Regions from separate parts of the Homo sapiens genome. Here region 1 is linked to region 2. A link is a contact called in ENCODE Hi-C or POLR2A ChIA-PET data. All regions are on one chromosome and are shown on one strand. The core of a region is the stretch at or near the end of the contact, and the rest is flanking DNA. Distances in the headings are between cores, read along the strand shown. Region 1 holds the start of KCNJ5-AS1 (KCNJ5 antisense RNA 1). Region 2 holds the start of FLI1 (Fli-1 proto-oncogene, ETS transcription factor).

The links. A loop is a pair of places that touch in the nucleus more often than their neighbours do. ChIA-PET counts read pairs that join two places held with the same protein, here RNA polymerase II (POLR2A). Pooled maps may share reads with other maps.
Region 1: a loop to region 2 is called in a pooled map, with 2.2 times the contacts of the local background. The contact joins the promoter of KCNJ5-AS1 here to the promoter of FLI1 in region 2. A Hi-C loop is called at or near these places in 1 of 50 pooled maps. POLR2A ChIA-PET finds 5 or more read pairs at or near these places in 2 of 52 experiments (BJ and PC-3).

What each region holds. Positions count from the first base shown.
Region 1 is chr11:128,900,820-128,907,825 of GRCh38, reverse strand. KCNJ5-AS1 (KCNJ5 antisense RNA 1) reads left to right here and starts at 1,595. Exons shown (of 4, transcript NR_045767.1): 1 at 1,595-1,677; 2 at 3,215-3,395; 3 at 4,315-4,459; 4 at 5,113-7,006. All of the region lies in intron 1 of KCNJ5 (potassium inwardly rectifying channel subfamily J member 5), which reads right to left. RefSeq lists a silencer at 2,661-2,730 and an enhancer at 5,438-6,196.
Region 2 is chr11:128,689,086-128,696,497 of GRCh38, reverse strand. It overlaps FLI1 (Fli-1 proto-oncogene, ETS transcription factor), which reads right to left and starts at 2,426. Exons shown (of 9, transcript NM_002017.5): 1 at 2,222-2,426. The coding sequence starts at 2,239. SENCR (smooth muscle and endothelial cell enriched migration/differentiation-associated lncRNA) reads left to right here and starts at 475. Exons shown (of 3, transcript NR_038908.1): 1 at 475-585; 2 at 3,107-3,843; 3 at 4,377-4,826. RefSeq lists silencers at 1,395-1,524, 1,575-1,794, 1,835-1,884, 2,105-2,474, 3,158-3,297 and 1 more and a cis regulatory region at 2,206-2,938.

The sequences.
Region 1 (7,006 bases), core at 346-2,845, 210 kb before region 2:
CCCATAGTTGATATTCTAGCATTTCCTCTTTGAAGCTAGGGTTTTTGCAGAACTGTCTGTAGAGGACAGACAGGGAGGAATGCTGTGGCTGGCCTAGGTAAGCTGAGCATCCTAGCTACTCTCTGCAGGACGCAGGGAAAGGCACTGACTTGAGCAAATCCTATTAAGCCTCATCAAGCCTGATACTTCTCTTCTTCCATCCTCTCCTGTGTCTGTGAATGGGAAGCTGTGTTGAGACATGATGAAAGCTTTTGGAAAAGACAGAGCTTCAAGTCCAGCAAAGTGGTTTAATCCCTTTGATAGGAAAACACAAGTGGAGAAAGACTCAAAAGAGGCAAAATCAAAGGAAGTTGTATTTCAGATGATGCGTTAGTGAATGTGACATCCATTTAGATGGACCTCTGAATGAAGAATGTCAAACATCACGCACCCACAGGGAGGAAAACTTGGTGTCATGGCGTGGTCTAGAATGTCAGGAGTCAGGGCCCTAACAACTTGGTAAGAGCCTTGCTTGGGGGTCAGCAGGGCTTCCTGGAGAGACCACTGGCTTGGGAGTCTTTTCACAGACTCAGTCTCCCTATCTGTGATCACAAGCATCTTTATCAATTTCCTACTTTCTAAGATATGCTGGATCAAAATGTACCACTCTCTGAGCTTTGAAACACGGGATGAAGTTGGAGGAAGAGGAATGGAGGAGGGCGTGCTTATGTCTCATATGGAGATATTTGTATACTCTTCTGTGGGAATATATATGACTGTACTCATAGGAAAATGCTCCAAACTGGTTGGTGAACAGGCTGCCCCAGTCCCCTCAAGGCCCTTTAGGGTTAGCAGGAAGCATTCGAGGTGTTACACTTGAATGTAACACCAGAATACATGCTGGGGACAGAGAAGGCACTTGTAAGTAGGCAGAATTCCAACACACCCTCGTGATTCCTGCCCCCTGGTATACACCCCCTGAGGAACCCCAGGAAATCCTCACTCCCATGACTGGGGCATGTCATATGGCAGAGCTGAACTGAAGAAAGAAAGTTCATCTGGGGTGAGCTTGACCCAATCACAAGCCCTTTGAAGGGATTGGGCTTTTCCCGAAGTAAGAGATTCAAATTATTAGAGGAATTAGACAGAGGGGGCTTCTCCTTTGCTGGTTTTAAAGATGGAGGGGGCCACACGGCAAGGAATGTGGGTGACCTCTGGGAGCTGAGAGCAGCCCCCAGATGATAGCCAGCAAAAAAGTGAGGACCTCAGTCCTACAACCACAAAGACCTGAATTCTGCCAGAACCACAGGAGCTTGAAGGGGGCCCTGAGTTCCACATGAGAATGCTGGCCTCGCTGACACCCTGGTTTTGGCCTTGTGGGAACAGAGCAGAGGACACAGTCGCATCAAGCCTGGACTTCTGACCTACAGAACTGTGAGCTGATAAGTGGGTGCTGTTTCCAGCCACTATGTCTGTGGTCATCTGTTATGGCAGAAATAGAAAATCCAGTACAGAAAGGGAAGTCGGATCATAAACAGTTAGGAAGGCTGACTCTGGCATCAGATGACCTAGGTTCCTATTTTGCCTGGAGCTGAGGCACATTTGGAAAAGTTACTTCTCTAAGCTTCCGTTGCTTTATTTGCAAAATGGGGATAACAGTACTCACCAAAAAGAGCTGCTGCGAAGATGAAATGAAAGGTGTGTGTACAGTGCCTGGTTTACAGGAGCCCTCCTGAGAGGTAGCTCTTAGGATTTTCCACCAGGGGGCAGGGCTGGGAAAGGGGCTGGAGGGGTGGGGGTGAGGGGCAGGAGTGCTTCAAACGCCTTGAGGATAAGGAAGGAGAATCAGCAAGTCCCGAGTTCCTACGGTGTGTCAGCATCGTGCTCCCACTCCCGGGAGAGAGGCATTATCTTCAGTTTACAAAAGGGGAAAACAGGTGAGAGTTTAAAAACCTCGCCCGGAATCGCACGGCTAGTGCTGCAGGCTCCCCGGATTCCGCAGCAGCTGCTCTAGATGAGGGCATGCCTAGAGGCTCTGCTCCGCTGCAGCGTCTACGAGACCGGGAACCCGTGCCCCTTTCCTCCCCCCGCCCCGCCCCCCCAGAAGCCACGCCTGAGGAATTTTCTAAGACCTTTCCCTTTCGTCCCTCCCACGCCTAAGGTCCAGGTCCCAGGGCTTTCCCTTGCACCTTCATCCCTGGCCCTGCAGAGGCCTGCTTCTCGCTTCCGGGGTCGCCAGAGCGCCCCTCCCGCCACCCCGCCATCTCTTGGCCGGATCGTGCGAGAGAAGGGGAGGAGGTTGGGACGGGGGAGGGTGGCTGCGACAGGGGAGGGGAGCCTGGGAGAGGTGGGGAGGGAGGCTGGGACGGGGGAGCCCCAGCGCGGCAGGAACCGGGAGCCCTGAGCGCCACAACGTCTAGCGTGGCCTCGGAGGGTGACACAGGGGAGACCCCTCACCCCGCAGGGGACGAAGCCCCCAGTGCGGCTGGATAAGGCGGTGCTCGACGCCTGGGTGTGGCCCCCTGGCCAGCTGCAGCTCTGCGGCTGCGGAGGAGGCGGGGCTGGGGGATGCGGGGTGGGAGGGTGAGAGCCAGGAGGGGCCTGCGGAGGGGAGACAGAGGCCCTGTCCCCAGGGAACGGGCGTGGGGAGGCCGTTGGCAGTGCCGGGGACTCCCCGCCAGCGGGTCTCTCTTCCTGGAGGAAGGGCGGGCCAGCGGCCCCAGCCACCCAGAGACTGTGCCCAAGCCACACCGGTGGACAGGATCCTCCCAGGGGCCAGTCCTGGTTTCCCAGCTTTTCACAATTACCAACCTTAAAACAAAACAAAATTATCCTCTAGTGTACTCGGAGGTTTAATGGCACAGAGCCCGGTGGTAATAAATCTTTAAAAACCCGTCAGGTATTTCATTTAAAAACCGCACCATTTTGCAGCTATTTGTTCTATCAACTTAGGTCTGTGTCTATTTTTGAATTTCTGAACGTTTTACGGGTTTGCTTTTTGAGCCTGTTTGTTTCATAGCACATGATGGAGTAGGTGTGAAATCCCAGTGGAAGCTGACACAGGGCTTCACTCACTCAGTCAATTAGTCAGCGAACCCCCACTCAACACCCACTGGGTGTTTGAATTATGTTGAGCTCTGGGGATAGAAGGAGGTCGACTCACACTTCACTGGCATTCGTTCCTGTGCTTTCCCTTCCTGGGGATCTGGCTAAAATGCGGGTTCTGATTCTGTAGGTCTGGGGTTTCCAGAGTCCGCGGTTTTGCTAAGAAGCCGCAGTGATGTTGACGCGGCTGGTCCTCAGTGCACACCTGAGTAGCACGACCTCTCCGCCCTGGACGCACGCTGCCATCAGCTGGGAGCTGGACAACGTGCTGATGCCTAGTCCCAGAATCTGGCCCCAGGTGACTCCAACAGGTAATGAGATTGACGACCCTTGATGCGTTCTCTGTCCGCAAGGAGTTCCTGGTCTGGTGGGGAGTACACAGGCAAAAAAAATCAGTGCAGTAGAGAGTGAGAGAGAGGCCAGGGTGCAGTCCTGAATTTGGCTTGTCTGGGGTGGGCGAGGAAGAGTCAGGAAGGCCCTGGTGAGGAAGGCGTCCAGTGAGCAGGGTGAGGTGGCAGAGCCTTGTGGGCCTGAGAACAGGGGAGCAAACAGTAATAATAGCTCCAGCATGGAATCCCTGTTCTGTGCCATCTTTGTGCTGAGTGTTTTTCATGCATTGTATCATTTAATCCTGAAACAGATCTATTAAGTCCGTTTTAGTCGCCTCATTTTACAGGTCACAAAAGCAGAGTGATGTGGTAGCTTGCTTCAGGCCACACAGTTACTAAGCAGCGGGCTAGGTTTTGTCTGATTCCAAAGGCTCTAAGTGCAGCCACCGCTGCCTGGGAGGTTGGTTCCTCCTGAGCCCTCTGGGTGTGATGGGGTTGTTCTGAGTCCCGGGGGGAGCACCAGGGAAGGAACTCATGATTTCCTGCCATGTGGTCCGCTGTGCACAAGCTGCCCGGCAGCTCGGGTCACTTCCCGCCAGCCAGGGCTGTGTTCTCCCTCTCCCTCCTGCTCCCCTCCAGCATGCTCCCTACTCATCTAACAGCTGCTCCTCGGTGTTTCTAAGCACAATACTTGCCCCCAGAGGTCCCTGATTGCTCCCAGGAAATAAGATGTCCATGCATCCCAGGTAACACCTGTCATTCTGGCATCATCACCAAGAGTGCCCCGTCACTCTCTGAAGGTCTGCTTGGACAACGGCCCCCGCAGTAGAAACAAGACCACTAACTAGCAGCCACTGATTTCATTCTTAACACCCCTTCACTGGATTCTCCTTCATCTAAGGCAGGTCTGCCTCTGTCAGGAGTGAGGGTAACACCTCCTCACTCTGGAATTTCTCAGCTGGGCAGGATGTGCATGCCATAGTAACCAGAACCTGTGAGTCTGTGCTGAGCTCTGCCGTCTACACCCACGGCTGTGGCTGTGTGAGGTGAGTGCAGCTGCCGGATCGCGTTCTTCCAACACAGACACACTCTACATCCTTCTTGGTCACGTGCAATTAGTAGGCTTTCTCCTATTTTTATTTAAATGGGATGTCTTAGAGCTTCATTTTCATATTTTGATGTAGAGAAACATTTAAAATGTTGCATTCTCTTTATTTTAGGAAAAGCACATATACAAACCCATGATAAATGCAACCAAAACTTGCCCTGGGTTTGGGGGACATGGTAGGGGGTGGTGGGGACTGTGGTGAGCTGTACACACACGCAGTTCTAAAGCGGCAGCTGCTACTCGGCTCTAGTTCATTATTGCCTTGCCATGCCGTGGAGCCAGTACTGCAAGATCCTCCCTTTGCTTTTTCCAGAAAAGCCAGAAATTAAACTTTTGAAGATGAAATTTTTTTTCCATGTTGACCACTAATTCAACAATTTTTGAAAAAGTGAGCAAGCCATAGAGAATCTATGTGTGAGTCAGATTCAGTCTGTCAGCTGCCGGTTCGTATTTCTGGGCTAGGGAGTCGGAGAGAGGCCTTTTCTGCCCATGGACATGTTGGGCTGCGTTGTGAGTTAGGCTGAGAGTGCTGTTAAGAGTTGTGGTAGTGCCACTGAATTCCTCTCACAGCCTCCCTGTTTGCACCAACAGGTCTGCCACAAACATTACCTGTCAGTCCTCAGGACAACAAAGGCAGGCGGCCCGGCAGGAAGAGGAGAACTCAATCTGCAAGGCCCATGATAGTAGAGAGGGCCGCCTGGGCTACCCCCTCAGTGCCCATCAGCCTGGTTCCGGTGGTCCTAACTAGCCCTGTCTCCTTGCCAATAGCCCTGTGCTCCCCAGCCCCCTCCCCCATGCAGACGGCTGCTATGACATCCCTGTTCCTTAAAGTGCGGGGTTCCTCGCTGCCTTCTCCTCCCTAACTGGCACCCTGTGCAAACCTGCTGCAGAGAACAGTGTCTTGGGCAGTGCGATAGTCCTCCAGTTCACCAACAGTAAAAATGGTCTCAATGGGGAGAGATGTCTGACTGCAAGCGCTGAGTCCTTCCAGAGGAGGGCTGGAGGGACAGGAGGGCGGATCAGGTGGCCTCCTGAGCTGGTTCCTGGCGCCGATGTAATGGATGCTGATTACCAGCGGTGAGGGCATCGTGGAAGGGACTGCAGAGGTGTGCGAGATGAGTGGAATGAGGCCCCAGGTGCTGATTTTTATGCCCAGGATGCTCCTGGCTGTCATGGGCTCCCAGGGGCTCCAGGCATGCACAGCTCTTCCGCCTCTTCTCGAAGCAGAATGCCCCAGAAAGGGCACCTTTACTATCCAGGGTGGCTAGAGTCGCCGGTGGCTGTGCGTGGGGGCTGAGGGCTAGAATCAGGGCAAGGGGCTTTCAGTGAAACGCAGAGCCAGGCAGGGACAGCGCGGATCTCAGAACAGTCTTTGTCAGATGGGACACTTCATCCCCGCGGAGCTGTCCGTGCACACAGCGTTCTCTGATTGCCAAGCTGTTAAGCACTCTGCGGAAGGGAGCTGCTGGGAAGGCGGACGAGGCATCTCAGGTGGGTGAGGGGCTCCGCTGCATCAGCGTTGCTCAGACCCACCATCCCTGGGGAGCTGTCACTGACGCCCAGGTTTCCCCTTCTCAGTACATCCTGTGCCTCCTTTCTGGGCTGCCTCAGTCCCTCAAAGGGGAGCTCCCCACATGGGTGGGATTATTGTTGAGAACAGTCAGGGTGTTGACGAGGATGCAGGACTGAGGTTGCTCCCAGAGTCACTCAGTGTCCCTCGTTTTGCTCGGAGACATCCTGACCTGGGCAAGCTCTTTAGGGAGCATCTTTCCTGTCTGTGCCGCATTCTCCATGGCCTTTGCACTCTTTTTGCTTTTGTTTTAAACACGTCATCAATTCATTGCCTGCAGCAGCTTGTACTGCCTTTTGGTTTTTCTTTGCAGAACAGCTCTGGAAGTGAAGTGTGTGTGTGTGTGTTTGCGTGCACTACTCTGGACTGGGTGCCTTACACGTGTTAACACACTTGATCAGCTCAGCAACACTGTGGAATAAGTGTAATGTGTCCATTATTCAGATCAGGAGACTGAGATTCAGAGCAGGGAGGGAACTTGCCAGAGACCACATGGCTTGCAAGCAGCAGAACCTGGGTTTGAACTGACAGCGGCCTGACTTCAGAACCCACGCTTTCCCACCCTCCTACTTCACACCCATTTGAGTCCAGCCATCTTGGTTCTGAATCATAACCCTGACTCTCCTGGCCACATCCTATGCTCCACATTACATGTTACTCTACAGGTTACCACCCTGGGTCTCTTTCCTATATAAGAAATAGAAATATTTGTGGAAATCCTAATGTTCATGACATCTCTGCCATTTTATCAGGAAAAATTCTATCCTACCAAATACTGGTATAATGTACTTGGCCCCCCTGGATTGGATTGGTATAGGTTAAGAGCAGATATAAGGTCTGAAATAATCCCGGTATTCCTAGTATGTGGAATTATTATCATGGAATCATAATGGCAGTTTGCACCTCTGTTGGGCT
Region 2 (7,412 bases), core at 1,177-3,676:
TGGACGGTTCATTCTCACCAAGAGAGCAGAAGAATGCTGGCCTCTCTCCTGGTCCACTGTCCTCTCCAAGCACAGTATTTGAACTATTGTGGGAACAGGATCTGGAAACCCCAAGATCCAGAGGTCACATGCGAACAGAAAACTGTGGCTTTCACACAACTTAAACACCAACACACACACTAAAGGCTCAATCTTGCAGAATGCTTGGAGACTGAAGGTAGCTCTGTGGGGACTCAGCCTAGCCAGGTAACTTAGGTGAATGACAGGTTGCTCACAGGGAGGGTTTGGAGGAGCTCATGGCTCCTACCACCCACAAAAAAAGGAAGGACTTTCACTCCCATCCTTGGCCTGAAGTGTCAGGTTCCTGCTCTAAGCCTGTTCTCGAGGCCTGCCATGCCAATCCCTGTGTGTATCTAAAGAGGTTAGCACATCCTGGGTACACAGACCACAGCTTCCTCCTTTTGCTCAGGGCCTGTGCGTAGAGTTTAAGCAGTGTGGAGATATTTCTTCACTTTTCCTTAGGGTGTCCACATCAAGACCCTGAGGCCATCTTACCACCCTTCTGGATCAGAAGAGGCCTTCAGAGTAAGTGGTAACTGTCCTGATTGGGGCGAGGGAGTTTTCTAGAGGGGAGCATCTCATTACTAAACCCAGAAATACAGAGACACTTGCATGAACACATCAACAGGAAGCAGAGAAACAGGCATAAAATGGCCCAATGACCCCCACTCTCGGGTCTTTGCAGGAATCCCCTCTCACCTACTTCTCACCTACTCACTTTGGGTTTGAGGAACCCAGGCTCTTATAGGCTCTTATAGCTCCCTTTAACCCATCACAGTCAGTTATCTCATCTCCAGATTTGCAAGTTCCTTCGGTTGGTGTCTTTTACCTAAGTCAGCATATTTCAAACTTTCATAAAAAAAACTTAGAAAATAAAAACCACGACCCCACCCAGAAGATAAAAATCTCTTGAATTCTCTGAGCCCAACATCTTAGCCTTCTCTTGCTGAGCCCTGAGCAGGGAGTCGATTCTTTCGGGTTCTGGGGAATGGCGGGCTCTGCCAGTCCCCACCTCGCCAGCCTAATAGTTTTTCCAGACAGACTCCCGCTTGGTGTTGCGCGGCAGCCTCGAAGCTAACCCCTGGTCCCATTCATTCCCCTAGGTCCTCTAAGGCCCGTCACGTTAGGGGGTGTCCCTCCTCTCTGCTCCTGGCCCTACTTGGCGAACCCTTTCAGAGACAGCAGTCAACTTTTCTGAAGTGAGACGCGAACCCAAACCCTCACCTTTCCGCCTGGGTTGCACTTTGCAACCTAGACCCAGGCTTGGCGGCGGCGGCTGGGGTGGGAATGGCCGGGCGGGCGCGGGGCGCGGGCTCACAGCCGGCCCCTGCAACGGAGGCGGCTCCGAAGGACGCAGGACCCTTTCGGAGGCGACAGCTCCAGGAGCCCTGGTCCTGGAGCCGGCGCACGCCTAGGCGCGAAGGGCGGGGGCTCGGGGCGCTAGGGATCTGTGCGGACGGGGGCTGGGGAAGGTTCCCCGCCGGAGAGGCGGCGAGGCCGGCCCAGGAGTCCCGCGGAGCCGGCGGCTCTCCAGCGCCTAGAGCCGGGCGACTGAGTGCCGAGAGGAAGGGAAAGCGCTGACATGTAAACAGGGGCTTCCATCTGGAGGAGCCCGCTCAGATAGATCCCCCGACACACTCACTTGCACCCCTACCCTCGTGCAACGAGGCCACTTACCCACCCCAGGGCCCACCAGGCAGGGACCCGAGCCCGGGCGACTGCAGCCCCCGCCCCCGCCGTGTTCCGCCTCTGCGGAGAGGAAGCCCAGTGCCTAGCGCTGGGGCCACGGGAGCCCCGGGTGTCGGTGGGAGTGGTGGACCCCGAGGTCTCTCGCCCTTGACTCCGTTCCGTACCCTGGGGTCCCCCGGTTTCCCGCCGTCCCCTCCTGCAGCCCCGGCGGGCAGCGAGGTGGGAGGGGGGCCGGGGCTCCACTTTGGGGGCTGGGATTTCGGGGGAGGGTCGCCCTCAATGCGGGCGCCTGGCCGGCTGGCCCGCGAGTAGGACTCGCCACCCGAGCGCCGGAGGAGCCGGCGCGAAGCCGGGGCGCGGAGGGAAGGGAGAGAGGCCACGTCTTCCGGGACGCGGGCCCCGCACCTACCCGCCCGCCGCTTCGCCTCCCCGGCCGGTCCCCGCCGCCCGCGTCCGTTGCCCCGCCGCTTACCTTAATAGTCCCGTCCATTTGGCCAAGTCTGCAGCCGAGCCCCCCAATATTCCACACATTGACCCGGTTACAGCCTGACCTCGCAGCCCCTTCGGATTAGCCCGGCGCGGCCTCCCTGGCGCCCTGGGCCCTCCCTGCGTGCCCCCTGCGAGCGCCCTGCCCTCACTCCCCTGTGCACGTTTGTTGTTGTAGCGGAGCGAAAGAGACAGTTAACCGGATGAAACTTTTTTTTCAGCTAATTTTGGGAAGTGACTTCACTTTGCGAATCGGGGAGGAAGTCCTATCTCTCTCTCTCTCTCTCTCTCTCTCTCTCTCTCTCTCTCTCTCTCTCTCTCGCCTCGAGCTCTCCTCTCTCTTCTCTCCCCTCTGCTCTCCCTCGTCTTCCCTCCCCCCCCACACCCCCTCTTCCTCCCCTGCTGGTCCTGCTTTTCGCATCACACACTATATAAATATACGCGGAGATGCCCAGACACATTCATGCGCTGCGCACACAGGATACTTGCTCCTGGGAGATAAGAGCTAGCCGGGAACAATGACGGGGTCCACGCCCAGCGTCCGCGCCCTGATTCCCGAAGTCTGAACCTCCCCCCATCACCTTCCCCCAAAATCCAAAGCCAAAGACCTTTGGCTTCTTTGCTTTTCCTGAGGCGGTTGGCCGAAGGTGGCCCTCCTGACTCATTCACTTTCCGTTTCTTCCCACAGATACGTTCATTAATGCTTTTTCCAGCCGGAGACAAACTTTTTGGGGGTGGGGTAGGGGGGGTATGGAGGGAGAGTTGGCTAGGGCTGCGGGTAACCCAGCGCCTACTGCCGGGGAAGACTCGGACGAAAACCGAGGCAAACCAACCATTAAAAAGTGCATCCAATAAGAATTTTTCCACTCAGGCCCTCCGCTGCCGAGACGCGGCAGACTCCCAGAGCGGCTCACCCACTCATCGAAGCGGATTCTGGGCGGTTTCGGGCTGACCCGCGCTGTCAGGGCGCGGACTCCATTCCGGGCGCATTGTTAGGAGAAGGGGCCCCTCGGGGCGGCGCGCCTCGACCCTGGGCTCCCGGTGCCCGCAGAGGGCGGAGATCCGCGGCGCCCTAGGCCACCTATCCGCATCTTCTCGAGCCAAACCCCCAGCGCTTACCCGGACCCGACGGCCCAAGCACTGACTCCCAGGCAAGAGTCGCCCTTCCTGGTCCCCAGGGAACTGACACTACCGCGGGACGTTCCCTCTAGGACAGTCAGCAGGTCCCAGGAGCGCAGCACGCAACAGCGCAGAGCAGACCCAGACTTTTCCCGGGGTGAGACCCGGAGGCCCGCGCTCTGGACCGTCCTCCCTACCCAGCCTGGAGGCCGGCGTTCCCCGGCCCAACCCGGAGACCTCCCCGCCTCCCTCCTGGGCCGCCGCGCGCCCCAGTTGGAGCAGCCTCGAGGGGCTGGGCCCTTTCGGCCGGACTCCCTTCTCCCGGACATCCAAAACAGGTTACCTTGTCCACGCTCTCCGGACCACGCTTTGGACTTGCTCACTTTTATTTAAGAGTCCGACGGGGGAAAGAGGGAAAAAAAATCCAGAGGAGATCCAAGTCAATTGGAAGAAAAAATTTCAAAAGGGTGTCCACAGAGGCGAAAAAAGGTGACTTATTAATTCTTTATTTCTTCAGGAGCAATTGAGCCCGAGAGCTCACTCGTCTCCCTCCCTCCCCCTCCCTCTCTAGAAATTAGTCTCATCAATTCGGCTCCAATTTTGGGTTCGAATACAGACACGGGTCTGAACGTGACCAGACCTGGAGTGGCGGGTGCAGCCTGCCAGCAATTGAGACTTGGTGTGCGTGTTGGGGGTGGGGGTGGGGTGGATGGTGGGATGGGGGCCGGGCTGACTCCCCCCGCTCCTGTCTGCTTCTCAATCCAGGGGTCTGCTCCGGGGCTCCCCTGGGACCGCCACATCTGGTTACCGCTAGCGGGGTCAGTCCCCCCCTTTGCCTGGGGCCACCAGTTCTGGAGTTCAATTAAAAGAAATCAGGCTTAACCCTTTCCTCCCCGCGGCAGGCTGCCTGCCCTCTCACTCCTCCCTTCAGCGTTTCCACGTGCTTTCCAGAGAGGAAAGAGGTTAACGGGAAAGGAAGAATGAATTACATCCTTTCAAACCCCAAATTGTTTCCTTTTCAGCCCAGGCTCTACCGACCTTCAAACTACAACAGAGCTTTCAGGAGAATGCGGAGAGACGGCTTCCCACCCGGACCTCACCAGAAACCCGCACACCCCAGCCACATTGCTCCTCATTCAGCCAGAAAGGACTCCAACTCCACCACCAGGAGGCCCCCCTTCCTGGTGCTGGCCAGTTGCAGAGGCTGTTCATGGCATCCCACAGGTGGCGACTGCCCCCCACCCTCCTCCTAGCACTTTAGAGGGTCCCTCTGTGGCAGACACCATGGCTAGGTTTCTCTTTCCAACTCCTGTTGGTCTGGCAAGTGACAGATCATCTTCACTACATTAATCAGTAGTCACCCGAACATTCCTATACTGTCCCCCAATTCCTTTCAGCACCAGCTGCCTCCCCCACTGGAATTATTCAATATGGAACTAGATTAAATTGAAGACTTGCCCTTTAGTTTTTAACTGTGGAACTCCATCGCACTTTCTGTTTCTCCAAAGCTACGGCAATTTCATGGTTTTGGAGATGGGCGGGGGGTAGTGGAGAGCCTGGCACAGGCACCACTAGATGCATAGACACAGGCACCCCGGCCCTTTGGGACTCACAGACTGGCACTGGTGCCACTGTTGTTGGCGATTTTCAGCCCCCTGGGAGAAGCTCCTGTCCATTCACAGAGGTCTCCACCCAGAAAGAAGACCCCACCTAACTCTGACTAGATGCCTGCGGGAATCTCGGATTTCCTCCATCCAGTGTTGGCATGCCCGTAGGTCAGTTTGCCCCACTTTTATGTAACTCAGGGTTTGATGGTCAACTCCACTGCTACTGCTGCTTTTTTAAATCCTGAAAGGGGATGGGGGAAGCGCCCTAACCAAGCACAATAGTAAACAAGTCTACCCTGTTTAATGTGGTTACCACCAGACATCTGGAAAGATGGTTTGATCCTGGCAGCTCACATTGTTTTCACGAGCAGCCAAAGGGGATATTTTGAATGTTTGCATTGAGACAAATTGATAGAGAGCCTGCGGTGAGGGCCTACAAATGAAAACTGTCTTGTGTTAGTGGGGCAGACCTCCCCTTCCCTCTCCTCTCCCTCCTCTCTTCTCTCCTTCCTCTTTCCTTAGTCTCTGGGCCCAGCTTGGGGAAGGCTGCCCCTGCCCACACACTTGTGCACACCCTCTTTCCTGGCTTACCATGGCTCCAATGGCCTCGCCCTTTCCCAGACTGGGCAGAGCTGCTGAACAGGAGCTGGTATGAGTGCCATCGGCGACAGCTCACTTTCCAGCAGCTCGGGGCTGGTTTTCAAGTCAGAGGCAGCTCACAGCCAAGGAAGCTCTTCCCAGTATTTAAAACAAAAGCTACCAACTGGAGAAAAAAATGTCCCAACAACAAAACAGCCCACCACATGTTTCCAAGTCTGGGGTCACTTACAGAAACCGTGCACATGGGCGTGAATACTCAGGAAATATTTGGATTTGGAGCATTTTCATTTGGAACGCTGGTGAGACGACTTGCCTCGCACCATTCGCACTTGACAGTATTTTCAAAGATGCGGAAGTCCTGCTTCCCCCGGGAGGGGAGCGGCGGGTCGAAACGTGTCTTGGCTCGCTCAATGTCAGCCCTTTTGACCCGGTCAAGACTTTCCAGACACGGGCTTCCCGGGCTTCTTCGGCCCCAGACTGGGTTTGGGGTGGGCGGACCTGACGATCTGAGCCTGGTCCCTGGGGTAACAGACCCAGGGGTGGCTCCGTCACTTGAAACTCCGCAGGATGCCAGGCCTGGCAGAATGTCTCGGGCCGCTCCTCTCCCTCCGTCCTTCGTCCTCCCCTCCCATGCCCCTCTGGTCCAGCGAGGCCGCAGCGGGTATCCGAGCTGGCAAAGGGGGAGGAGGAGAGGGCGGGAGAAAACCGGAGGGGTGGGCGGGCAAGCGCCAAAACTCCAGACTGCACAAATGCAGCTTCAAGTGTCTGGCCTCTCGCTCGAGGCCATAATTAATTTGAGATTTATTTTTATTGGAGAACTCGAGTCTCGTCTGACCTTAGCCAAACAAGGCAGCTCAAGCCGCCCCTGGATGCGCTTGAATGCCGGGGAATATTTCTGCAGGAAGGCTCTGCAGGCGCGCCTGCTTTGAATTTGTTTCTCAGACTTCATCTACTCACAGAGTGAAGGAAGATTTAGAGCCTCTGCTCGCCTGGCCCGCTCCCCACGCTGGTTCTTGCCTTAGCGCTGAGCGGGTTCAGAACGCTACGTGGGAGGCCGCGGCGGCGGGAGGGCCGGGGGCGGGCGGGTTGGGGAGGAGGAGGGTCTCCGAGCCCCCAGACCACGCGGCGTCGCTGAGGAAACCCCGAGGGAGTCCAATCCTGACCAGAGAGAGCAGGCTGACAAGAGGTGGAGACCAGCCAGGTGTCCAGACCCTCGCCCAGTGGCGGATCCAAGATGGGGCCGTTGGGATGGGGCCAAGGTGGGTTCAGCTTCTCCAATCTCCATCACACCCCCTCCTCCCAGCCGCCCCAAACAGCATTCATTCTAAGAACAGATCCGTGGTCTTGAAACTCAGCTTCGAGACCCGCCGGCAAGACCACCTTAGGGGTGGGTCACTGTGAACATTCTGGGGCTAGCAACCTCCTTTCGTCCGGGGGACAGGCGGAAGACGGCATCTCCCTCAGAATGCAGCCTGGGCCCAATCCTCAGGCTGATAAGTGAAGGAGTTAGAGCAAGGAACCTGGGGGGTACACAAGGAGAAAAAAAGGAGGACCCTGCCAGTCCTGCGGGGGTGTTGGGCGGAGGACGGGCGAGAAGCTTTCAGATATATGCTCTGCGCGCTAGGAGAAAGTGCTTTGCACTCCGCGGGCATCGTGCAGGTGCGGGTCAGGGTTACTCCACTGGGTCTCCTGGTCCCTCCACGCCTCCATCCTTAAACAAAATATCAGGAGCGGAAGTTCCAGTTTGAGGACTAGCGCACCTAGGTTTGAATTCTAGCTCTACACTTACTAGCTCTGAGGGCTTGAACAAGTTACTTAACCTCCCTGTGCCTCACTGTCCTCATCTGTACA